Regions from separate parts of the Homo sapiens genome. Here region 2 is linked to region 1. A link is an interaction called in ENCODE POLR2A ChIA-PET data of the cell type or tissue named here. Cell type or tissue: GM12878. All regions are shown on one strand. Links, peaks and the distances in the headings refer to the core of each region. The heading gives the core; the rest is flanking DNA.

Region 1 (2,922 bases), core at 262-2,761:
CTGCATTTCAATATAATTATATGAAAACCCTTTTGGTGTTCAGACATCACTGTAATTCTGATCCACACTTATAGATTATGGTCACCTAAATGTGTCGGCAAGAATAGGTATGTTACTGGCTAGATATAAAAATGCAATTTTTATCATAATGATTTTTATCCAAATCATGTCAAGGGTGATGGATCATTCTATATATTCTAAGGATATTTAAGTGGCAGCTGGAGATGGTTGGAGGCAAGATGGGAAAGTAACTGCTGAAAGTGGCAAAGATGAATGTTACCAAATCAAAGGTGATAACCTTGAGCAAGAAAACTTGAAAACTCAGGGACAGGAACAGTAAGAGCTAAGTTAACAAGTCAGGGACAAGGATCAGGTCTTTCGGAGCCCATATTTTGTGACCTTTATCCAGTAAAAGGTTTTTGTTAGGCAAGGGACTCCAAAGCACGTATACTTAATCCTTTCATGTGGGTGAGAACCATTCAAAGGAGTTGAAGAAAAAGACAAGATACTCAGATTTAAAAGCATAAATGTTCACTCTTCAACATAGTTAGCTAAATTTGGGGAGGTCAAGTTTCCCAAATTCAGGACAAAAAAATCCTTCAGTAGGTCATCCCTGGGTGTGGCTTGTGGTGGTGAATTTGAATAGGTCCCAAAGAAGAAGGCTCTAGAAACTGTTCTTGGCCAGGCACAGTGGCTCACGTCTATATTCCCAGTGCTTTGGGAGGTCAAAGGAGAAGGATCACTTGAGGCCAAGAGTTTAAGACCACCCTGGGCAACATAGTGAGACCCCCTCTCTACACATTTTTTTTTTAAATTACACAGTTATGGTGGCACACACCCATAGTTCCAGCTAGTAGGGAAGCTGAGGTGGGAGGATCACTTGAGCCCAGTAGTTCCAGGCTGCAGTGAGCTATGACTGCACCACTGCACTCCAGTCTGAGTGACAGAGCGAGACCCTGTCTCTAAAAATAAAAAAACAAACCTGCTCTCTGTTAAGCAGTAACAGAGTAATGAGTAATGAGTAATAAAATAACCTTCTTAGGGTAATAAAAATCCCCAGTATAAGTGCCAAATTACAATCCTTTTCTTGGTTCCCATCTTAATCTGTACCAGGTAACAATTTGCTAGAAAGAACTATATACAAGATCACCTTCTTCCTCATATTTTCATGACAATAATGCACCAAGTTTGAAATATTTATGAAACGCCAATAATTAACCTAGGGATAACATCTTCTTTTTTTCATCTGGGATGTATTACCTCAGTTTGCCATCTGAGCAGGAGCTATGCTGATCTCTGAGCCATAAAACACATTTAGTTCATTATTGAATTCAATATATTACCATTGATGTGAATAAAAACACTACCTTCTTTCTAGATGAACAAATGAGAAATACTGTGCATTTAAATAAAATCAAAAGAGAATTTAATACTGAAATTAATGACAAAATAACGTTATGCACCACTAGTGAATAAAAGAGAATATCTGGAATAGTTACTAGCACAATAACTGTTTTGTGTCACTTCCTCCTTCTGCCCAATTCATCTTTTGGTGCATGCTAACAAGCAGTGGAATGGACAGACGCAGCACAAGGGAGGAGCAGCCAGAGTTCCAGATAAGCAAGGTGCCAAGAGTTGCAACAAGAGCTCCTGGAAATCCACTTTATTCAGTGCCCAATGTCTTCTAGGTTGCACAGGGTTCCAATTGTTGCATTTTCTTTCTGAATGAGATTTCAGATCCTTGACCTTGATGAGTATTTATGTTTAATAATTAAGCTCAAAATATACCACAATATAAAGGAAAGCAAATATAAGAATGTCACTAGATCCAAGACTCTAAGCTTCTGCATGCTCTAGTTATCTCTCTCTTAGGTTCTCTGATATTAATATGAATATTTACATGCAATCTGTAGACTAAAGAAGTGTAGCTATGGCCAGGCACAGTGGCTCACACCTGTAATCTCAGCACTTTGGGAGGCCAAGGCGGGAGGATCGCTTGAGCCCAGGAGTTTGGGAACAGCCTGGGCAACATGGGGAAACCCCATCTCTACAGAAAAATTAAAAATTAGCTGGGCATGGTGGCACATGCCTGGAGTCCCAGCTGCTCAGGAGGCTGAGGTGGGAGGATAGCTTGAACCTGGGAAGCAGAGGTTGCAGTGAGCCATGATTGTATTTGATTATATCTCTAAAATGAAAAAAAAAAAAAATCTCTACACTAAACTTTCAACATACAGTCATATGCTGCATAATGACATTTCGGTCAATGATGGACTGCATATACAACAGTGGTTCCATAAGACTATAATACCAGATTTTTACTGTACCTTTTCTGTTTAGCTATGTTTAGATATGCAAACACTACTGTGGTACACTGCCTACAGTATTCAGTACAGTAACCTGCTGTACAGGTTTGTAGCCTAGAAACAATAGGCTATACCACATAGCCCAGGCGTTATACCATCTAGGTTTGTGTAAGCACACTCAGCGATGTTTGCACTTTGACAAAACTCCCTAAATGCATTCCTCAGAATGTATCCCCATATTTACAAGTGATCACATTTTAGATGTGATTTTATTTCCTTATGTAGTAACTGAAGAAATAAACTAGGCTGTCTTTAATCTGACTTCCGTCCTACTTGGGCTGTTTGGAGCCATAGTGTGTCCTGGCTCCTACTCAGAATCATCAACATGCCTGCAAGAGTATAGCTGATAGAACCCAACGTCTTCAGCCTCTAAAAAAACTAACCCATAGCTTCAGCAGTAAGGTAGTTTAACACCTGAAACCATGAATCACTGGACTACTGGAACTCCTCCCAATTCTAGCAGAAACAATTTTTTTAAAGGAGGGAGAAAATGGGAAATAAGGGGAGGGGAAGAGAGGAGAATGATGGAGTGAAAGAAAGGGAAGGAGAGAGGAAAAAA
Region 2 (2,922 bases), core at 233-2,732, 120 kb after region 1:
TGGGTTTTGAAATAAAGCTCAACTCTTACCACACCTCTTTCCATATTAGTTTCTGCACTAAATGACTGGGTCAAGGAGGGCTGGCTACAGGCAGAGTGGATTTCATAAATCACCATCCCCTCTTAAATGCGTGCTTCACCTTTTTACTATTTTAAGTATGATTTTCTCAGGTTAAAAAAACTTTTCCCCAAAAGCTGCACACATGGAACCTGCTTTTCATCAGAACTCTGTAAAAACTGCTTTGTGAGCCTCTCTGTAACTGCTTTTCATATACTTCATTAAGTATTCAAGTTTCTCAACACAACCACTCATTTTAACATTTTAATGCCAGTCTTGCTCATTAAACTATTTTGTGGTAGTTTTTCTCAGTTTAATAGTGAAATGTATGAAAGCACTGATTCCACAGAGAAGAAGGCTTTCTCCTCTTGGTCCACAAGCTGACAGATTAATTGCTTATTAAATATACACTTTCAACCCACAATTATCTCTTTCACACACACCCTTCTGGAAATTCTATCTCAGGAGCAAACTACAACTTTGCCCAAATTCAGATGACAGCTGCAGTTTTAGGGGAACACAATCTGGGGCTGCCAGTGCAGTCAGCCTTCAAGCTTTGTGCCTGTCAGATAAAAGAACAAAAGGCAGTGCTTCCTCCCTCAGCCCCTCCTTAGCGCTGGAGGACGGCAGGCTTGACAGAACAGTTCCAGAGAAAAAGGAACCATGCTGAAGCAAGTGAGAGTTTCCCCTCCACAAACATAGAAAACTACCAACCCACCTTGGATAGCTGCCTCCTGAGGCTAAAGCGCTGAACCATGATCACCCAGAGGATCTTCAGACAAAGCAATCCACGAAGGGTTTTTTAAATAACAGCTTCTTGGGAAAGTCGGTGGCAGAACATTTTGAAGACTGCCAGAGAAGTGCAAAGAATTTCCCTGGGAGTCTTAGCAAACTTGGAAAGCCTTCATTGTTCTATCAAGAGATACTGGAAAACCTACGTGGGAGAGGGCAGGGTGGGTGGGGCAGTAATCCTGAAGCCGCTGTGCCCAGTGCCAAGCTCTTCTAGCACTTCCTGTGAGTCAGCTGTGAGGGGTCCAAACACAAGGACCACCCCTTCCCTTTCCACCAGACCAGTAGGCGAGGATGCCGCTGTGGTGCTACCTGAAACTCCAGAGGACAGACCTGATGTTCCGGTCTCTGTGGGAGGAGGAGTGGTGTGCTGGGGTCAGACAGCATCTGCTCCAAGTAGGAGACAGGCAACTGCACCAATTCCTCCCCTCTTCAGCCGTCCCAGCAGCAGAGAGTGTCCACTGCAGACAGCAACGCACCCTTCTCTACCTCCACCTTAGGTAATCCTTTAAGGTGAGGCAGTGTGAAAAAAAAGGAGGTGGTGAAAAGCAAGCCCCTGGCTGTACCAGCTCCCTGCTCAAGAAGGAAACTCCTCCCAGCTGGGCTCGGCAGCTGTGCGGCTTTGTCTAGCATAATTGGCCAAGCCTTTCCTCTTATTCACAGGGAGGGGTCCTGCCTCAGGAAGGAATGTCAGGTGCAGAGAGGCATACTCCGACGGTGACTTCAACTTGTGCCAAAGTTAAACACATTAAAGTGGCCTCCTGAGGTAATTGCCCTCTCTTGTTGGAATGAAGTAATTTTTTAAAATCTACACACAAAACAAAAGGAACAGCTCAGAGTGAATCAATGCAGGTAAAGAGGTATGAAAAATAACTGTAAGAGCAGTTCCAAAGATAAAAATATTCCTATCTTTGCCACTCTTCCTCTGTTTGGGTCTGCTTCCAGACAACCACTGTGAGGATAACGTTTCATTTAATGAAACTTTCCAGTCTATGTGCTCCTCTTGGAATTGTTCATTACTTCTGAATGAATTTAGTACTGTTTAGGGCAGAACTCATTCGTATATTTTTTTTCCCTGTTCCAGTGTCTCTCAATTTCCTGTGAGCAAAGTTATGTCATATGCTACATTTAAAGCCTTTGTTGGAATGAACCTACTATGTGCAGTCACTATGTTAGGCAGTTCACATTTATTATCCTATTGATTTATCAAAACAACCTTATAAAATTTGTATTACAATAGTCCTCCCTTACCTACAGTTTGTTCCCACAGTCAACTGCAATCCAAAAATATTTAAATGGAAAATTCCAGAAACAAACCATTCAGAAGTTGTAAACTGCATGCCGTTCTGAGTAGCATGATAAAACCTCATGCCATCCTACCTGGGATGTGAATCATCCCTTTGTCCAGCCTATCCAGCCCTGGCTCCCACCCGCTAGTCACTGAGTAAGCGATTTGGTCATCAGATCGACTGTTGCAGTATGGTAATGTTGTATTCAAATAACCCTTATTTTACTTAATAATGGTCACAAAGCACAAGAGGAGTGGTGCTGGCCTACTGTTATAATTGTTCTATTTTATTGTTACTGTTAACATCTTACTATGCCTAATTTCTGAATTAAACTTTATCACAGATATGTGTATAGGAAAAAACACAGTACAGTCGTAACCCACATGACATTTCAGTTAACAACTAGCCACATATATGACAGTGGTCCCATAAGATTATAATACTGTATTTTTATTGTACCTTTTCTATGTTTAGCTATGTTTAGATACACTAATACATACCACTGTATTAAAACTGCCTACAGTATTTAGTACAGTAACATGCTATATAGGTTTGTAGCCTAGGAGCAACAGGCTATACCATATAGCCGAGGTGTGTAGTAGGTTATGCTATCTAGGTTTATGTAAGGACACTCTACGATGTTCTCACAATGATGAAATCACCTAACAATGCATTTCTCAGAAGTTATCCCAGTGTTAAATGACACGTGACTGTATATATAGGGTTCAGTACTATCTTCAGTTTCAGGCATCCACTGGGGGTCATGGAACATATCTCCTGTGGATAA

What was found. ChIA-PET counts read pairs that join two places held together with the same protein. Peaks named below come from ENCODE experiments on the same cell type or tissue, not always from the same donor. Only the 100,000 strongest peaks of a DNase experiment are listed, where the experiment ranks them.
Region 2: POLR2A ChIA-PET joins it to region 1 with 5 read pairs; 10 of 35 experiments call an interaction of 5 or more read pairs at or near these places.

Annotation. Positions count from the first base shown.
Region 1 is chr3:129,671,637-129,674,558 of GRCh38, forward strand. The region is part of intron 4 of TMCC1 (transmembrane and coiled-coil domain family 1); the gene reads right to left. Among named protein-coding and RNA genes, the nearest start is that of PLXND1, 66 kb to the left of the region's middle. In GM12878, for the core only: no CTCF peak of the experiment used is centred there; no DNase peak of the experiment used is centred there.
Region 2 is chr3:129,793,549-129,796,470 of GRCh38, forward strand. All of the region lies in intron 4 of TMCC1 (transmembrane and coiled-coil domain family 1), which reads right to left. Among named protein-coding and RNA genes, the nearest start is that of TMCC1, 99 kb to the right of the region's middle. RefSeq lists an enhancer at 755-1,954. In GM12878, for the core only: no CTCF peak of the experiment used is centred there; a DNase peak (open chromatin) is centred at 1,233.